4 separate regions of the Homo sapiens genome follow, and regions 2, 3 and 4 are each linked to region 1. A link is a loop called in an ENCODE intact Hi-C map of the cell type or tissue named here. Cell type or tissue: endothelial cell of umbilical vein. All regions are shown on one strand.

Region 1 (5,000 bases):
ACTGTTAGGTATTTCTTTGGGGGCGCTATGGAAAAAATGACTGAATTACTAAGGTCTGGTGCACCAAGCAAGTCCAGAGCCACCTGCACCAGGGCACAGGGGTTGAGAGCCTGGGCTCTGGAGTCAGAAGACCTAGGTTTGCCACCTCACTTTGCCATCCTTGGGCATTGTGCGACCTCTGCGCCTGTAAAACGGGAATAGTTAACAGTTGTGGGATTAGTGACAAAGCCCATAGAAAACATTCAGACAGGCCGGGCGTGGTGGCGGGCGCCTGTAGTCCCAGCTACTCGGGAGGCTGAGGCAGGAGAATGGCGTGAACCCGGGAGGCGGAGCTTGCAGTGAGCCGAGATCGTGCCACTGCACTCCAGCCTGGGCGACAGAGCGAGACTCCCTCTCAAAAACAAACGAACAAAAACATTCAGACAATCCCTGGCATGTCTTAGCAGGCGATAAATGTTAGTTTTATAAATTTATTTATTTAACCAAAATGGACTCATTCTACATATGTATTTCTATCATTTTTTTCCTTATTATTATCTGGACATTTTTTTCTAGGCAGGCCTGTAAGGATCTTTCTTTCTTTCTCTTGCCTTCCTTCTTTTTTTTCTTTTTTCTTTTTTTTTTTTTTTTTTTTTTTTGAGACAGGGTCTTGCTCTGTCACTCGGGTTGGAGTGCAGTAGCACGATCTCAGCTAACTGCAGCCTCCATCTCCTGGGCTCAAGCTATCTCCTCCCACCTCAGCCTCCTGAATAGCTGGGAACACATGCCACCACGCCCGACTAATTTTTTGTAGAGACAGGGTTTCACCATGTTGCCCAGTCTTTTCTCACTCCTGAGCTCAAGCCATCCTCCTGCCTCAGCCTCCCAAAGTGCTGGAATTATAGGCATGAGCCACTGCGCCTGGGCAACTGTTCTTTCTAATAGCCCCCTAGTCTGCATCCTTCAGGGACTTCTTAAAGTAAAAACGTCCAGCCAGGCGCAGTGGCTCACGCCTGTAATCCCAGCACTTTGGGAGGCCGAGGTGGGTGGATCACGAGGTCAGGAGATCAAGACCACCCTGGCCAATATGGTGAAACCCCGTCTCTACTAAAAATACAAAAATTAGCCGGGCATGGTGACACGTGCCTGTAATCTCAGCTACTCGGAGGCTGAGGCAAGAGAATCACTGGAACCAGGGAGCTGGAGGTTGCAGTGAGCTGAGATTGCACCACTGCACTCCAACCTGGTGACAGAGCGAGACTCCGTCTCAAAAAAAAAAAAAAAAAAAGAAAAAAGAACTCCAAGACTTCAAGGTTCCCCTGAAGCTTGGATGCAAACGTAAAGCCTGACCTATCCTCATTGATAAATAGGCCCTTATTCTCCCTTCCCTTCCATTACTTCCCTCCTTCTCATAGGAAGGCATTCCATTTCTTCATCCTGCCATTTGAGGCCTCTGCCTCTGTGTCCTGCCCTGGCTAAGGCCCCTGCCTCTGTCTCCACCATGCCTTGTGACCCTGGAGAGGTCCCTCAATTCCTTAAGCCACAGGTTCCTCATCTATATAATGGGGATGATAATAATAGAAGCTGCATCCCTGGGCTGCTGTGAGAATTACAGAGTTCAACCCCCAAGGCTATGACGAATCTGCCCGTAGTAAAGAGTGAGGCTGGGGGCGGTGGCTCACCCCTGTAATCCCAGCACTTTGGGAGGCCAAGGCAGGTGGATCACTTGAGATCAGGAGTTCAAGACCAGCCAGGCCAACATGGTGAAACCCCGTCTCTACTAAAAATACAAAAATTAGCCAGGTGTGGTGGCAGGAGCCTGTAATCCCAGCCATTAGGGAGGCCGAGGGCAGAAGAATCGCTTGAGCCCGGGAGGCAAAGGTTGCAGTGAACCGAGATCGCTTCACTGCCCTCCAGCCTGGGTGACAAAGCGAGACTCCTTCTCAAAAACAAACAAACAAAAAACCAAACTGTTCCCCTGAACTTGTTTTTTTGTGGCAGCGGGTGGCAGCTGGGCCTGTCAGATAGAGGCTGATTTGGAATCAAGACATCGGTCTTTTGGGGCAACCGTTCAGATTCTGTGAGTTTGAAACCACAAATGCCAAAGTTTAAATTGGGAGACTGGACCCTGCAGGCACTATTTAAATCCCTTTTTGTGTTACAAATAGTGAACCCCCCCTGCTGCCATCTGCAGGCCACTAAAGTGTCCATTCCACATCTGAGTCCTGGGCGATTCTGAAGTGGGATCCCGAGGACAGAGATACTAATAAGTTGGCTCACGCCTGTAATCGCAGCACTTTGGGAGGCCGAGGCACGCAGATCACGAGGTCAGGAGTTCGAGACCAGCCTGGCCAACATGGTGAAACCTCGTCTCTACTAAAAATACAAAAAATTAGCTGGGTGAGGTGGCGGGAGCCTGTAATCCCAGCTACTCAGGAGGCTGAGGTAGGAGAATCACTTGAAACCAGAAGGCGGAGGTTGCAGTGAGCTGAGATTGTGCCACTGCACTCCAGCCTGGGCGACAGAGCGAGACTCCGTCAAGAAAGGAAGGGAGGAAGGGAGGAAGGAAGGAAGGAAGGGAGGGAGGGAGGAAGGAAGGAAGGAAGGGAAAGGAAGGAAATGAAGGAATAAGAAAAAAGAAAATAAAAGCAAAGGAAAAGAAAAGAGAAAAGAAAAGAAGAAAGAAAAAGTTGTGTCCATTCCCGAGTCAAACTTAGACTCCGGACCTCTTTTCCCAGCTGCCGCCAGGGGGCGCAACGTGGCTCATTGTCTCCAAAAAACAGCCGCTGTCAATTCTTCCCTTCCCCGTATGCCCCTGGTACCTCCCCCCGTCAAGAGGTGAAGTCTATTTCCCTTCCGCTTGAATCCAGACTAGCCTTATGACTTGGTTTGACCAAGAAGTTGAGTCCCATCGAATGACTCCTCTTCTCTTCAAATCCTCTTATGGCTTCCTATGTCACTAAAGGTCAAAGCCAGAGTCCTTATAACAGGGTCTGGACCTGTTCAGTGCAGCAGCCACTACTGACATGGGGATATTTTAATTTCAATGTAACTAAATACAATTAAACATCCACATCCTGAAGTCACAGTAGCTACATCGCAAGTGCTCAAGAGCCACACGTGGCCAGTGGCTACCACATCACGCAGTGCTGGTGCAGGACACTGCCACCATCGCACGCAGTTCTCTTGCACAGCTCAGGTCTACACACTCCGCCTCCATCTCACCCCCTGCCTTGTTTCCCACCTCCCTCTCTGTGTCTCCCCCCGTGGCTTCAGCCACCCAGGTCTCCGGGTCACACCAGGCATATTCCTGCCTCAGGGCCTTTGCACTGCTGTTCTCTTTCTTCAAATGTCACATTCCCAGGGAGGGCTTCCCTGACCACCTATAAAAATGTAACCCAGGCTGGGCGCAGTGGCTCACCCCTGTAATCCCAGCACTTTGGGAGGCTGAAGCGGGCGGATCACCTGAGGTTGGAAGTTCAAGACCAGCCTGAACAACACGGAGAAACCCCGTCTCTACTAAAAATATAAAATTAGCCGGGCGTGGTGGTGCATGCCTGTAATCCCAGCTACTCAGAAGGCTGAAGCAGGAGAATCGCTTGAATCCAGAAGGTGGAGATTGCGGTGAGCGGAGATCGCGGTGAGCGGAGATCGCGCCACTGCACTCCAGCCTGGGCAACAAGAGCGAAACTGCATCTCAAAAACAAACAAACAAACAAACCCTAGCCTGGCTCGGTGGCTCACGCCTGTAATCCCAGCACTTTGGGAGGCCGAGGCGGGTGGATCACTTAAGGTCAGGAGTTCGAGACCAGCCTGGCCAACATGGAGAAACTCCGTCTCTATTAAAATACACAAAAATTAGCCACGCGTGGTGGCGCGCGCCTGTAATCCCAGCTACTCGGGAGGCTGAGGCACGAGAATCGCTTGAACCCGGGAGGCAGAGGGGCAGTGAGCTGAGATCGTGCCACTGCACTCCAGCCTGGGTGACAGAGCAAGACCCCGTCTCAAAAAGAAAAAAAAAAAGTGACCTTTTCTGCACTTGCTCGCTTTATTTTTCGGAGCTCTGATTGCCCTGGTTCACTCATTTGTTTCTCAATAGCACGCCGACTTGTCAGGAAGGTTAATAGAGGAAATTGGTGACACAGACATTGCAATCAGGAAGGGCTGAGAGTAGCAAGTCAGGTGGGCTCACCATTAGCAATGCAGGGAGCTGCTGTCTCGTGAGGATTGGAGGAGCCACGTGGAAAATGCTGCTGCCCGGAGCCCAGGTGGCTGCGCTGGCCAGGGAGAAGCCCCTGGTTGGCGGCGGTGGCCGTCACTGCTGCTGCTGCTTCTGCAGCCACCACGGCCCAAGCATCCCCCAGATGGCGTCCCCTTCCTCTGGCTTCCTCTCCCGTAGCAACAGCAGTCCCTGCAGAGGACTCTGGAGTGGTGGTTGCGGGGTCCTACCCCGCAGGGGGCAGGTGGGCGTGGCGGGGAGAGGCAGTAGAGTCGCTCAGGGTCAGCTCTGACCTGTCCCCGCGGTGTTCCCGGCCCCAGCAGCTGCTCAGTTATTTGTCGAGTGCTGACGGTCGGTCGGAAGAAACCACCCGGACTGAGGAAGGCTGACCCCAGATGCGCCTAGTTGGGAATGTGCTGGAAAGATACGCCCCCTGGAGGGAGTGCGCCCAGGAAGTGGGGAGGAGCGTTTGAGATCGAAGGAGTGGCCGCGTAAAGGCCCTGAGGTCTCGCAAGGAAGGGTCCCGGGGCGTCCCAGGCCCTGTTCTAGGTGCAAGAAACAGGAACCTCCTGGAGCGAGCATGCGGTGGGGAGGCAGGGGGTACGCCTCCTACATGAGGAGGAGATCCACGCATTAGGAAGTGAGGCCTGCTGGGGACAAAAGTCTGGCAGGCAGGGCCCCAGGAGGGCCGGGGCAGGAGAGGGTTTGCAGTCATCGTAAACGGGGCGGCATGGAAAGCCCTCACTGAGAAGGTGCCAAAGACCCCAAGGAGGTGAGGGGTTGCGGCCGGCAGATGCCTGGG
Region 2 (5,000 bases), 86 kb after region 1:
CCATGCCAGCCTGTGGTGTGCTAGAAATCCTCACTCTTTATGAACCCAATCATCTCGTGCACCACGGTGGTTGTGTTGCTTTACATTTTGTGTGTATTAAAGCCATCATTTGCTAAATGTCACTGATTAAACTATACCACCGTTCAGTGGTGCGGCTGAAATGATTTGACACATCTTCATTTTCTAATGAACCAGGAGACTTTTCTAAAAAGCAGACTGGGCCGGGTGCGGTGGCTCACGCCTGTAATCCCAGCACTTTGGGAGGCCGAGGTGGGTGGATCATGAGGTCAGGAGATCAAGACTATCCTGGCTAAGATGGTGAAACCTCGTCTCTACTAAAAATACAAAAAAATTAGCCAGGTGTGGTGGCGGGCGCCTGTAGTCCCAGCTACTCTGGAGGCTGAGGCAGAAGAATGGCACAAACCCGGGAGGCGGAGCTTGCAGTGAGCCGAGATTGCGCCATTGCACTCCGGCCTGGGCCACAGAGTGAGACTCCGTCTCAAAAAAAAAATAAAATAAAAAATTAGCCAGGCGTGGTGGTGGGTGCTTGTAATCCCAGCTACTCAGGAGGCTGAGGCAGGAGAATTTCTTGAACCTGGGAGGTGGAGGTTGCAGTGAGCTGAGATTGCACCATTGCACTCCAGCCTGGGAGACAAGAGCAAAATTCCGTCTCAAAAAAAAAGCATTCACAAACTCCTAAACCCACAATTTTAAACACCATGCTCCAAGACTCATCAGTCTAGACACACACATGCATACAAGCCTATGCACAAACACAGATCAATACAGACACCCACACTATGTGCAGACACATACACCTACTCATGCACACACTCACACATTCACTCACATAGACACGGACACCCATACACACCCTAATGGCTGAGGGGTGAGCACACACCTGTATGCACACTGGGACACTCAGACATGGATTCACATACACACCCCTAAGTGTACACACACACATACACTCAAGAGACACACGTGTCAATCACACACAAGGTTTTGATCCTCCCACCCCCTCTGAGTATCCCTGACACTTTGGGCAAATCTGTCTCCCACTAGAGTCTCTGTTTCCCCCTTGAGTGGACATACTATTTTCTGCGTTCCATTCCCAGCATCTTCAGTGTGACATCCAGTGAGGCCCCAGGGGTGCAAGGAGCCCTTGGGTAACTTGAGATGAGATGCGAACAGAGGCGTCAATATTTTCAAATCAAGGGGGTTTCAAATGGAGCCTGCAGGGCCAGTTCCCCTGAGGTAGCCAGTTGATGCCTCTGGGGTATGGTTTCAAACGCCCCAGAAAACCAGAGATTTGACTCCAAATCAGCCTTCATCTGGACCAGTCCAGCCACCCCTCACTGTCACTAAAGAGAAAAATGAGAGGCCACAGGTGATTCCAGAACACAGACATGAAGGGAAGAGATGCTACCCTGAGATAGGGGTTGGGGGAGGGGGGCTTTCTGGGTCCCCCTCCCAGGCTCACTGGGTGTGACAAGAGAAGAGGAAATGGTTAGAGATGGGAGGAGGGGTTTGGAGCCCCGCTGCCTGACTCCCCCAGCATTGCCCCTTGCAAGCTGTGTGACCTTGGGCTGATTACTTGACCTCTCAGTGCCTCCACATCCTCATGGGAAATGGGGATCACAGCAGAGCTTTCCTGCCAGCACTGCCCAGGGGACTGAAGAGGGTGTGATGTGTTTGTGAGGTCATCTCGTCTTATTTCTGCTACGTATCAGCGGCGGCCAGCTCTTCACTGCACACCTCAGCCCTGACAGGGACCCCAGGGCAGCGGTGCCCACCCCGGCTGCCCCTGGAATGACCCAGAGCCCATGTCCAGCCTGCAGATCTCGGCAGCCGCTCTCGGAATCTCTGAATGGTGCAGGGCACGGCTGGGGCAGCAACAGTCCCTAAAGCTCCCCGGTGATTCCAAGCAATGGGCAGCCGGGGCTCACAACCGCGACCCTAGGGGTCCTAGAGACCATCAGACGCCACAGCCGTGGTTCTCAAACTAGTCCCGCATCGCAGGCACCTGGGGGTCCTTTGAAAATGCAGCTTGCTGGACCTCACCCCCAAAGGGGTTCTGTAGGTCTAGGGTGGGCCCGAGAATGTGTATCTAGTTCCCAGGAGACGTTGACGCAGGTCCAGGACCTGATTTTGAGAACCGCTGTCCTGCAGGAAAGTCCGCTTTCCCCAGCCTGGCGTTCAAAGACCAGGGAGGGTTGTCCCTTTAAAGCGCTGGGGAAAGCGCCGTGGCCCCACGATTTTAAACGGCGGAACTGGGGTGCCTCCTGGTGGAATCAGCGGGCATCGCAACTCGCGCGGATTCTTCCCCTGCTCTGGAGTCGTAGGTTGCGGGGGCAAAGGGAAGGGTCGTCGTCTGCGGCGCAGTTCTAGGACGTGGCCACATTCCCAGAGTTTGGGGATCGCTCATTTCCCGCTTAAGCAGGCCGAGGGGCCAAGACAAGTTCAGCCTCTAGGGGAAAGGGTCTGGACCCCGGGATTCTTCGCGGTGGGGAGGTGGCGGGGGAGGGGGGAGAGGGAAGAGGTGAGGGAGGGTCTGGGGTCTGGACCCCAGGATACCTTGGCCTCATCCTTGGGGGAGGACCATTCCGTCCCTCCCCTGGGGCCGGGAGGGCCGATTATTCGAGGGAGCCGTAGAGTAAGACAAACGTGGGTTCCAGCTCCCTTCCTTGCCTCTCTGAGCCTCGGTTTCTCTATCTGGGAAATGAGGGTGAAAATCTGCCTTCATCCTCTTCCCTCCTTCATCCTGCCCTCCTCTCTACAGAGCCAATAAAGACGCACAGACATATACATTCGAATGTGTCCACCCCCAGATCCACACAGAGACACAAACACATACACACACAACCTCAGCCCGCCAGTCACCTGGTCAGCTGAAATCAGGCTCCTGAAAACTCTTCAACCACTTCCTGCCATCCCCACCACCCTGCGCCGGTCCAGCCTTAGGCCTGTCCCCTAGGTTCCCGCCCCAGCCTCCTCCTGCTCCAGCCTTGCACCCTGCACACGACAGACCTAAAGCATAAACCTCTCCCTCTCCTGTTCAAATCCCTCCCATGGCTCCCCAGCGCTTAACGAGGCCCTGAGGCCCTGCCAGTCTGCACGCCCTACTCCAGGGACCTCTTCATGCTCATTTGCTGCCTCAGGTGAAAATCCAGCCAGACAGCGACCACCATGGAGGCAGGCGGCCTTCTTTGGCGTCACTGCCTCCACTCCACCAGCACTTAGCCTGGCATGGGAGGGGCAGTAATTACACGCTAATAACCCCCTACAGTCATACCCTTGGCTTGGGAAGCTTTTGCCCTGGCTCTTCCTACACCCCGGTCATGGACTTCCCCCAGGCAACCGCCGGCCGCACGTCCTTCGGGTCTTTGCAACATTCAGAGACCCCGTCTCTACAAAAAATGCAAAAAGTAGCTAGGCTTGGTGGCGCGTGCCTGTGGTCCCAGCTACTCTAGAGGGAGGCTGAAGTGGTGGGAGGATCGCTTGAGCCCAGGAATTCGAGGCTGCAGTGAGCCGTGATCGCGCCACTACACTTGTCACCTTCTCAGTGAGGGCTTCCCAGGCCACTTTCCCAGGCCCGTTTATGACGACTGCAAACCCTCTCCTGCCCCGGCCCTCCTCGGGCCCCCTGCTTGCCGGACTTTTGTCCCCCAGCAGGTCTCACCCCCTAATGCATGGATTTCGTCCTCATCTAGGGAGCGTAACCCCAGCCTCCCCACCGCATGCTCCCTGCGGGAGGGTCCTGTTTCCTGCACCAAGAACAGGGCCTGGGACGCGCCAGCCCTGGATAAATCTCATGGACTGCGCGGATGGCGCTGAGGGCTCCTCCCAGACAGTCGCCTTCTCTCCCAGGAGGGGGCAACCGCGCTCCGCTCCACCCGTCGCCAGAGGCTCCACGCGCGGGACAGACCCGGCTGCTGCAGCCTGTGCTGGTCTCTGTGCACCGGGACCCTTCCCTGCAGGATCTCAAGGCCTTTACGCGGCTGCTCCTTCGACCCCAAACACTCCTCCCCATCCCCGCCGGAGCACTCCCTCCAGGAATGAGGGAATGAAAACAATGTTTCTTTCCAGCACATTCCCCACCAGGCCTATCTGGGATCTGACTCACCCAGTCCGCGTGGTTCATTCCGACCGTCAGTCATTCAACAAATAACAGCCGCCGCCGCGTGCCAGGCACGGTGTTGGGGCTGGGGACACGAAGGGGAAAGGCCAAGCCACACTTTTTCCCTACGGAGCTGGCCCTAAGCCGCTCTGCCGCGCCTCTCCCCGCCACGCCCACCTGCCCCCATGCCGCATAGGTCCCCACAGCCACCGCTCAGGGCCCTCTGCAGGGGCTGCTGCTGCTGCAAGCCCACGGGGCGCTGGGGGGAGTTTGAAAGCAGGAGGAAAGGGACGCCATTTGGGGGAATGCTCAGGCCGTGGTGGCAGCAGCAGCTGGCGGTCACTGCGGTGAACCAGGGGCTCCCGGGTCTCTCCTCAAGCAAGCCGGCCCCGTGCGTGGAACTTGGCAGTCCTACACTAGGGCTCTGATCACCAGCCTTTCCCAAGTGGCTCCTCCAGCCCTCGGGAGGGAGCAGCTCCCTGCATTGCTAATATTGGGACAAAACGATCTCCCTGTTTTTGCACTTCCTGATTGCAATACCCCAGTCACCAATTTCCTCTATTAACCTCCCTGACAAGTACAGTCGGTGTGCCAGGGGGCAGTCATAGCTCTGAAAAATAAAGGGAGGAAGTGCAGAAAGGGTTCCTTTTTTTTTTTTTTTTTTGAGACGGAGTCTTGCTCTGTCACCCAGGCTGGAGTGCAGTGGCACGATCTCAGCTCACTGCAACCTCTGCCTCCCAGGTTCAAGCGATTCTTCTGCCTCAGCCTCCCAAGTAGCTGGGATTACAGGTGTGCACCACCACACCAGACTAATTTTTATATTTTTAGTAGAGACGGGGTTTCACCGTCTTGGCCAGGCTGGTCTTGAACTCCTGCCCTC
Region 3 (5,000 bases), 320 kb before region 1:
TCTGCTTTCTATTCTAGCCAAGCTGGCAGCTGATTAGATGGTGCCCACCCAGATTAACATCGGGTCTGCCTTTCCCAACCCACTGACCCAAATGTTAATCTTCTTTGGCAATACCTTCACAGGCACACCTAGCATCAATACTTTGCATCCTTCAATCCAATCGAGTTGACAGTCAGTATTAACCATTACAGAAGCCAAGCTCCGCATGCAAGTATTCCAAGAAGCTGATGAAAATCATGTCCCTGACATGGAAATCAAGACACTTTCACCACATTCTACTGGTCAAGGAAGTCACAAGGTAAGCCCAGATTGAAGAGGAAGGGATTCAATTCCACCTTTCAATGGGAAGAACAGAAAGAATTTGTGGCTATCTTAAACCTACCACTTAGAGTTTTCAATAGTTTAAAGAATAATTTATTTTTAGAACAGCATTAGATTTACAGAAAAATTAAGAAGCTAGTATAAAAAGCTTCCAAATACCTTGAAACCAGCTTCCCCTATTTTTAGCTTCTTACATTAGTATTTTATTATAATTAATGAAAGGATATTTATACCCCGTTAGTAACTAAAGTCCATAGTTTATCTAGGTTTTCTTCATTTTCACCAGATGTTCTCTTTCTGTTCCAGAATCCTATTCAGGACACATTGCATTTAGTTGTCCTGTCTCTTTAGCCTCCTCTTGACTGTGACAGTTTCTCAGATTTTTCCTTGTTTTTGATGACCTTCACAGTTATGAGCAGTACTGGTAAGGAACTTGCTTATTTTCTGGCACAAGATGCTTCAGATCCTTACCAGGGTCTGAAGGGCACTGGTAAGGTTGTAGAATATCCCTACTGGAATTTGTGTGATTTTTCCCTCTAATGATTAGACTGACATTATTGGTTTTGGGGAGCAAGATAACAGAGGTAAAGTACCATTTCTATCACATCCTATCAAGGAGATACTGTCAACATGATTTATCATTGATGATTATGACACCGATTACCTGGCTGATGTGGTATTTTTCTCCAGCGTAAAGTTACTCTTTTTCTCCCCTTTCCACATTGAACTCTTTGGAGCCAGGTCATTATTTGCAGCCTGCATTTTAAAAAGTGAGGAGTTGGGCTTTCCTTCCTTGATGGTGCTGTATTTATATATATTACTTCGAATTCTTCTGTATTAGAGATTTGTCTCTTCTCCCCACTTATTTATTCAATCATTTATTTATACCAGTAGGAACTCATGAGTATTTATTTTAAACTTTGGGTTTATCTTAGTCCATTCCTGCTGCTATAACAAAATACCTTAGACTGGGTAATTTATAAACAACAAAAATTTATCTCTCACAGTTTCCGGAAGTTTGAAAGTCCAAACTTTCAAACACCTGCAGAGTCAGTGTTTGGTGAGGGCTGCTCTCTGCTTCAAAGATGACATCTTTCACTGTATCTTCACATGGCAGAAAGGGGAAACAAGAACAGACTTCCTCCAGCACTTTTATATGGGCACTAATCCCACTCATGAGGGAGGAGCCTTCGTGACCTAATCATCTCCTATAAACCTACCTCTTAACACTGTTGCATTGAGGATTAAGTTTCAACGTGAATCTTGGAGGGACACAAAAATTCAGACCACAGTAGGGTCATAACCCAATACCACCGAATTCATTTCTTGCTCAAATTGTTCCAGCTTTGGCCACTGGGAGCTCTTCTGTTGGCCCTTGTGCCCCTTTGACATATTGTGATCAATGTGGGGTTATATCATTATTGTAATTGTTATTTTCAGCACTTCCTTATTTTCTGGCACAAGATGTTCCAGATTCATCGTGTATATTTTCTGTTCCAGATCTAGAATGTGCCATTTCTCCAAGGACTGTGCAGTCCTTTTTTACACTTCTTTCCTTTTAAATTTATTCCGTGGTTCTAGTTCTTCCTTGATCCTAAAAGTTTAGGTCAAATTGTATACATTTTCCCGGTTAGTTTTATTTAGTAAATATAAATATATTATTTAGTTTTATTATAAATACATTATTTATAATAAATATAAATACATTATTTATAATAAATATAAATAATAAATATCCTGGTGTTGTCAACTTAAAATGCCCAGAAATATGTAAAAGTGAAAACAAAACTCTTGATTTAAAGATACGTTTCACTCTATCTTTCCTGGCTGCCCGGCACTTCTACCTATGCGTCTTCCCTGTTCACTGACCTAGCTTCTGTTCTTTTGGTGCTGGAAGCACAAAGAGGGTGTGAGATTCCTAACGTTATTGTGATTATCCATGGGCTTTTCAAATATGTAAAGCGGATTACCTCAAAGGCCCCCTTTGGCTTCTTTAGAGACACAAATGCTGAGGATCTCTCACCTGAGCATCCCTCGATGAGGGCTGTTGCGTCTTGATTTCATCTGGGTAGTTACAGGCATCATCCACCACGAAGTTTCCAACCCAGAGTCAGGATGCAGCTGAGCTTGACGGGCGTGGTGCAGACGTCGGTGCAGCGAAAGCTGAGGAGCCGTGGGCGTTCACCCGGGTGCCGGTGTTTCTAAATCGCGGGCTGCGACCTGCATACTCAGGTGCCAGCTGGGAGCAGAGGCGGATTTGCGAGGCCAAAACCTGGGTGTGACTTGGAATCTCAGTCGCGCTATGGGGGTGCACGCTGGCTCAAATCCCCGTGGAAGATGCACCTGTGACCTGCCCAGGCTGCAAAACCAGGTGCGCTGCCATGGGCACGACTCACTGGGCTCCATTTTCACCACAGGGAACTTGGACCGCCTGACATTGAAAAAGACTGAGGTAGCTCGGGGGCAGCCAAAAGAAACCAGAGGCGGGGATCCTAGTATCATTCAGGAAGTGGACCCAGCCGCAAACTCAGGAGCGTTCCAAGTGTCCAGAGCGTCTGGTAGTCGCAATAGCCAGTGATCAGTGACACCCCCAAGAAAGTGATAGCGACAGAAACATGGCGACTACTTACACTGCCGCCCCCGTGCGCCCCTGCGCGAGCTCTGCTGGAGGCGCCCGCGGGAGCGCCTGCGGGAGCGCTCCACTGCGGAATCCGCCGCTCTCTTCTCTGAGCAGTCTCCTACTGCCATCTAGGGAGGAATACGGGGATACCGGCTGGAGTACCCTCTCTATCTTCTTGCCTGCAGGGGTCGCAGGATAGATGTTTCGAGAGCCTATAAAAGTCATACAGTGCTATGGTGGGTGCACGCTAAACGTGCCTTTGACACTGTGATTAAATCACATAACCCATATAAAAAGTAATTGGAAAAGACAACCCCCAGAATGGAGAGAATGTTTAAAAATCGTATTTCTGATAAGAGATTAATATCCAGAATATATAAATAACTCCTGAACTCAACAACGGGAACAAATAACTCATTTAAGAGACAAGAGAAGGATTTGAATAGACATTTCTCTAAATAAAATACATAAATGGCCAATAATTACATGAAAAGATGCGCAACATCATTGATCATTAGGGAAATGCAAATCAAAATAACATGGAGATAGTACTTCACTCCAACTAGCATGGCTATTAACAAAAAAACAGAAATTAACAGGTGTGGGTAAAGATGCGGAGAAATTAACAGGTGTTGTGCATTGCTGGTGGTAATGTAAAATGGTTCAGCTGCTGTGGAAAACAATGGGAGTTTCTCAAAAAGGTAAATATAGAATTAATTAATATACGACCCAGCAATCCCAATAGTAGGTATGTACTCCACACAATTGAAATAGGGACGCAAAAAGATATTTGACATCAATGTTCATATCAGCATTATTTATAGTAGCCGAAAGATGGAAATAACCCAAGGGTCCATCGACAGATGAATGGATAAACAAAATGAGGTATTTTGATACAATGGAGCTGGCTACTAACCACCTGCTCCTGTATTACCTAAAGGCCTTCACTCCCTAACCCATTGGTCTTTTTTGTCCATTATTTTTTGTAGGGGTTATAACAGCATTCAAGTGTGGAGTCAAGGCTCACTTTAAAATGCATCAAACATAGCTATGTATCAATTCACCACAGTCCGTCAAAAGGCCTGTGACGCACTCTCTCTGGGGGTATTTGAGCCGATATCCCAGTAGTCAACACTAGATGGCAGTAGGAGACTGCTCAGAAAATGGAGAGCGGCGCCCACCTTGCAGTGCGCAGGCGTCGTCAGTAGACATCGCGCAGGCGTCGTCAGTAGACATCGCGCAGGCGTCGTCAGTAGACATCGCGCAGGCGTCGTCAGTAGACATCGCGCAGGCGTCGTCAGTAGACATCGCGCAGGCGTCGTCAGTAGACATCGCGCAGGCGTCGTCAGTAGACATCGCGCAGGCGTCGTCAGTAGACATCGCGCAGGCGTCGTCAGTAGACATCGCGCAGGCGTCGTCAGTAGACATCGCGCAGGCGTCGTCAGTAGACATCGCGCAGGCGTCGTCAGTAGACATCGCGCAGGCGTCGTCAGTAGACATCGCGCAGGCGTCGTCAGTAGACATCGCGCAGGCGATGGGTGAGGCGGCTTTGGCCGCCATGTTTTCGTCGCAGTAACTGCCTTGGTGTCAGTAGTCATTGCCAGTTTCGGGCGTTCTGGACAATTGGGATGCTGCAGAGTTCATGGCTGGGGCTGCTCGTTGGGTGGGACAAGAATCCTCTGCAATGGTTTGTTTTGGCTGCCCAGGAGGTGCGTCAAGTCGCTGCCGCTCCCCTCGTGGGCGTCAGGCCTCAAGAGTTCCCCGCCTAGAAAATGGAGCTCAGCGAGTCGTGCGTACCATGGTGCACCTGGTTTTGCAGCCTAAGCGGGTCACTTTAGTGCATCCTCCTCGCGGATTGGAGCCTGTTTGCACCCCTATAGCCCGAATGAGACCCAAGTCACACGGGCTCAGAAGTTCTTTGCCCCTGGCCATGATCCCCCAGCCAGCCACCCGAGTTTCCAGGCCTCAGGCGCTTTGGAAACGCCTGTACGTCGCCTGTACCTGAATGGCAGGTACTCATCTGCTTTAGCTACATCATAGTCTGCACCACTTCTGCCAG
Region 4 (5,000 bases), 110 kb after region 1:
CACCCCCAAAACTTTGTGGGTTAAAGCAGTGGCAGTATATTTTTTCTCTTGATTTTGCAATCAGGACTGGGTTCAGCTGGCTGGTTCTTCTGCTTGATGGGCTTCCATTAGGGTAGGGATGTCCAAGATGGTTCCTTCACTTAAGATGTCTGGCACCTCGGATGGGATGATTCTAATGGCTGGGGACTGTCTGGCATCTCTTTCTTCACACAGCCTGTCCACATGGCTGACTTGGGCTTCCTCATACCATGGCAGGATCACAGGGGTCAGGCTTCTTACATGGTGTTAAAGCAAACTAAATATGGCCCGAGAAGGATTCTATACTTCTATTTTTGAGTCCTTGTGGACAAGCTATAACCTAGCTTAATAGGCAGACAAGATCGAAAACCTAATTCAAACTGTGTTCAAATAAGGCAAACACCAACATGTAACCAATCCTGCTGTTTCTGTACCTCACTGCTGATTTTTGTATGTCACTTCCCGTTTTTGTGTGTGTGTGTGTGTGTTTTGGCGATGGAGTCTTGCACTGTCGCCAGGCTGTAGTGCAGTGGCGCGATCTCAGCTCACTGCAACCTCCGCCTCCCAGGTTCAAGGATTCTCCTGCCTCAGCCTCCTGAGTAGCTGGGACTACAGGCATGCACCACCACGCCCAGCTAATTTTTTTATTTTTAGTAGAGATGGAGTTTCACCATGTTGGCCAGGATGGTCTCCACCTCTTGACCTCGTGATCCACCCGCCTTGGCCTTCCAAAGTGCTGGGATTACAGGTGTGAGCCACTGCGCCCAGCCACTTCCCTTTTTTTTTAATCTATAAATTTGTTCTGACCAGGAGGCATCCCTGGAGTCTCTCTGAATCTGCTGTGATTCTGGGGGCTGCCCAATTCACAAATTGTTCATTGTTCAATTAAACTTTAAATTTAATTCAGCTGAAGTTTTAAACAATGGCGGCTGGCTTCTAACAGGGAGGCGGTGAATCCTGCCATGTCTCTTAAGGGCTACACCTGGAACTTGTATCACATCATTTGTGCTGAATTCTATTGGTCCAACCAAGTCGTAAGGCTAGCCCAGATTCAAGCTGAGGAGAAAGAGATCCCATCTCTTGATGGGAAAGGTAGTGGGCTCATAGGGCAGGAGAACTGATAGCAATCGTCTTGGATACCATGCCCCACAGTGTGCCCTGTGGCAACAGCTGGCAGAGAAAAGACCTGAAGAGTCTAAATCTGTGTTTCTCTGGAATGGACACAACCATCTCTGCCCCTGGGACGCCACAAGAGCATCAGCCAAGGGCTCAGCTATGAGATGGGCACTTTTGTAATCCAGAGATGGCAGCAACAATATTCATTATTTTTAACTCAAGGAGGATTAAATTCAGTTCCCAAATTCATGGTTATGGTTTCAGACAACAGGATTTTCTTTTTTATTTTATTTTATTTTATTTTTTGAGGTGGAGTCTCACTCTGTCACCCAGGCTGGAGGGCAGTGGTGTGATCTTGGCTTACTGCAACCTCTGCCTCTCGGGTTCAAGCAATTCTCCTGACTCAGCCTCCTAAGTAGCTGGGATTACAGGCACATGCCACCACGCCCAACTAATTTTTCTATTTTTAGTAGAGACAGGGTTTCGCCATGTTGGTCAGGCTGATCTCAAACTCCTGACCTCAAGTGATCCACCCGCCTTGGCCTCCCAAAGTGCTGGGATTACAAGCATGAGCCACCGCACCCAGCCCAGACAGCAGGATTTTTGATGAAATCGCCCCAGAAAACTGGAGTCTTGACTCCAAATTAGCCTTTACCTTCCCAGGGAGAGGACGAGTGGGGACATTATTGCTTCTAAAGTGGGGAGCTGGGGGATGGGGCAGGGGCATACAAGAGATGGGGACAGGGCTTGGTGTGGGAGGGATATTTGCAGTGCTGTTGCCTGGGCTCACCCCACCCCCAGCCCCTGCTGTCACTTACAACCTTCGGCTGGTTAATTACCTGTTGGGGCCTTCACTTATGTACCTGAAAATAGGGATCTCGTTCTCTTAGCATTGTCATGAAAACCTCTATAAGTCAGTGGTTCCCAATCTGGCTGCACTTTTGGAATCACTTAGGGGAAGATTTGCAAAATACCGATGCCCTGGCTCCACTCCCAGGGACTCTGATTCCGCTGTTTTGGGGTGTGGCCTGAAGATTGGGATCTTTAAGCACTCCCAAGTGATTCTAACATACAAGCCAGGCTAAGGACCACTAGGCCAAGCCACCGGGCCAGGGCGTTCTGAGCCGGCGCTTTAGCCAGCGGTCCTGCAGCGCCCCCTGGTGGGGAACACGAGCGCGTCGCCTGTTGTCTGTGGAACTCTCCTTCCTCCCTCCTAGCCGCGTGTCTCGGGCGCTCCTCTCCCTGCTTGAACCGCCGGAGGGGCTTGAGCATTCAGCCCCTGGGGATGGTGTTGTAGGGACCAGCGCGACATCGGGTCTAACCCGCCCGAGGGACAAGGGGGTGGCAATCAGAGGGGCCGACAGACCGGGGTTCGAGCTCTTCCCCACCTCTGAGCCTCAGTTTCCTCATCTGAGAAATGGGATGAAAATTTGACTTCATGTTGCTCCCCAGTGTCAGCCCCGGGAGGGTGCCTGCCCGACTTCCACCAGGGGGCCAGAACCTGAACAAGAGTGGGGACAGTTAGGTGAGGAAGTGGGATATATCCAAACGTAAATGTTTTCTATTTATTTATGTATGTATTTAGAAACGGAGTCTGCCTCTGTCGCCCAGGCTGGAGTGCAGTGGCCTGATCTCAGCTCACTGCAAGCTCCGCCTCCCAGGCTCAAGCCATCCTCTCACCTCAGCCTCCTGCCCAACTGGAACTACAGGCGCGCGCCAACACGCAAGCTAATTTTTGTATTATTAGTAGAGACGGGGTTTCACCATGTTGGGCAGGCTGGTCTCGAACTCTTGACCTCAAGTGATCTGCCTGCCTCGGCCTCCCAAAGTGCTGGGATTATAGGCATGAGCTGCCCACCTGGCCATGTTTTCCATTTAAAATCCTCGTTTTAGTTTGCAATTCTCTCCCACCCATTCTTTGGTTTTATGTTTTCCTTTCTTCACATTGGTTTCATTTTTGTGTTTGTTTTTACTCATTTTGCATTTATTTGGTTTTGGCTACATGAGAAGCTGGTGACCCTGTATTTGGGAAGTCCCCAATATGTGAGGATTATACTGAAGGTGACACCCAAAATTTGGGAGCATGCTGAGGATGGGTCCTTGCAGAGACTGAGGGCAGGGGTTGTCGGGTTCAAGGTGTGGCCGTGGGCTCCTGTCAGCTAGTGTCACAGTCACACTAATAGGCACACACCTACACACACAGACTTACACAGGTGCCAACACACTCACAAAACACACAATCATGCTCACACTCCTAGTCACATTCTAACACACACATCCAGATACACCGACATGTTCACACACACTTGCACATCCAGCATACCGATTCACACACCTTTGCACACACATATGCCACACCCACTGAAACCCTCTCACATGTCCACACACACCATCACCCCGACCCTGACACACACTCACACACACACACTGACACGTCCCCTCCCCTAGTCCACCCCTAATCCTGGCCACACAAATGCCCATTCTTTCTCCCCAGGATGGGGCCAAATGGTGTTTTCTTGGTCATCCTTGGCCGACCTGGCGGCCTGTCCCAGGCAGCCGGACTTACTGGAATCTCTGGGCTGTGGTGTGCACAGGAGAACTCCAGATGGGGCCCCCAGTGAGGAAGGCCTGAATGAGGTGGGGCATCTGGCTGGAGACCATCCTTTCCTCCCTTAGACCACAAGAGGGCGAGGCCCTCCCTCTCCTCCGAGCCAGGGGCTTCGCCCTGGTATTCCCCCACCCATGGCCCCACCCCTTATCCAGGCGCCTCCTTATCCCCCTCTCAGCCCTAGGTCTCCCATCCCCAGTCTTCCCCCATCCCACCCATTTCACCCATGGCAGCACAAATTTGCCCCTGTTCCTCCCCCTGCCTGGAACCTGCTATGGCTCCCCAGTGCCCTCAAGACAACACCCAGCCCTTCACCATGTGCTCCAGATCTGGAAAGAAAGCTCTGGCCAACCCTTCTCCCTGGTTTCATCCAGTCTAAAGCACGTGGACTGGGTCGGGTGTCCCCTTGGGGTTGTCAGTTCTCTCTCCCCCACTGGACTTTGAGTCCCAAGAGGGCAGGTCCAGTATTGTCATGGTCACTGCTGGGTCTCCAGTATGGAGAAGGGGCTCGAGAAGGTTTATTAAACAAAAGAAAGGGCCGTGCGCCGTGGCTCACACCTATAATCCCAGCACTCTGTGAGGCCGAGGCTGGTGGATTACCTGAGGTCAGGAGTTTGAGACCACCCTGGCCAACATGGTGAAACCCTGTCTCTACTAAAAATACAAAAAATGAGCCGGGTGTGGTGGCGCACGCCTGTAGTCCCAACTACTCGGGAGGCTGAGGCAGGAGAATTGCTTGAACCCAGGAGGTGGAGATTGCAGTGAGCCAATATCGTGCCATTGCACTCCAGCCTGGGTGGTGACAGAGCGAGACTCCGTCTTACCAAAAAAAAAAAAGAATGAATTCACGTAACTGTTTAAAGGGTGGATGTATTTTCCTTTTCCCAGAGCTGTGGCTCCTCATGCCCACTAGAGGGCAGAAAAAATCTAGAATTCAATGCATCTACCATGTGTCCTCCCTCCACCACCAAAACGTGCCCCCTCCGCCCCCACCTAAGGAGAAAGGAATAACAATAACAATGTGAATAACTGCTAATATCAGCCCTACTGCTTGTCAGACCCCTGTTAAGTGCTTCACACACCTGATCTCTAAATCAACTGCTAGATGAGACCCAGCCAAGGTAGAGGAGGAGGAAAGCAAGGATCAGGGAGGGTGTTTAATTTTCCCAAGTCGCACAGCATCCAAACTGCAGATAAACTTCCAGCTCAAGCCTCTGTGACTTCACAGCTCTTTGTCCTGTTTGTGGCAAAGTTTCTC

What was found. A loop is a pair of places that touch in the nucleus more often than their neighbours do. Peaks named below come from ENCODE experiments on the same cell type or tissue, not always from the same donor. Only the 100,000 strongest peaks of a DNase experiment are listed, where the experiment ranks them.
Region 2: it touches region 1 in a loop (15-fold over the local background); 108 of 110 quality-filtered maps call a loop at or near these places.
Region 3: a loop joins it to region 1, with 26 times the contacts of the local background. A loop is called at or near these places in 3 of 110 quality-filtered maps.
Region 4: a loop joins it to region 1, with 12 times the contacts of the local background. A loop is called at or near these places in 59 of 110 quality-filtered maps.

The regions. Positions count from the first base shown.
Region 1 is chr19:46,399,664-46,404,663 of GRCh38, forward strand. It overlaps PPP5C-AS1 (PPP5C antisense RNA 1), which reads right to left and starts at 4,575. Exons shown (of 2, transcript XR_007067275.1): 1 at 4,172-4,575. RefSeq lists an enhancer at 3,777-4,484. In endothelial cell of umbilical vein, a CTCF peak has its summit at 2,738 (motif pointing right); no DNase peak of the experiment used is centred here; H3K27me3 peaks cover 425 bases.
Region 2 is chr19:46,485,740-46,490,739 of GRCh38, forward strand. No RefSeq gene overlaps it. Among named protein-coding and RNA genes, the nearest start is that of PNMA8B, 7.6 kb to the right of the region's middle. In endothelial cell of umbilical vein, CTCF peaks have their summits at 2,306 (motif pointing left) and 3,910 (motif pointing right); a DNase peak (open chromatin) is centred at 2,282; H3K27me3 peaks cover 2,592 bases.
Region 3 is chr19:46,074,676-46,079,675 of GRCh38, forward strand. It overlaps a transcript of IGFL4 not described here and a transcript of IGFL2 not described here. Among named protein-coding and RNA genes, the nearest start is that of IGFL4, 36 kb to the left of the region's middle. In endothelial cell of umbilical vein, CTCF peaks have their summits at 3,099 (motif pointing right) and 4,042 (motif pointing right); DNase peaks (open chromatin) are centred at 3,096 and 4,096; H3K4me3 peaks cover 197 bases; H3K27me3 peaks cover 1,888 bases.
Region 4 is chr19:46,511,353-46,516,352 of GRCh38, forward strand. No RefSeq gene overlaps it. Among named protein-coding and RNA genes, the nearest start is that of PNMA8B, 18 kb to the left of the region's middle. In endothelial cell of umbilical vein, CTCF peaks have their summits at 2,301 (motif pointing left) and 4,634 (motif pointing right); a DNase peak (open chromatin) is centred at 2,259.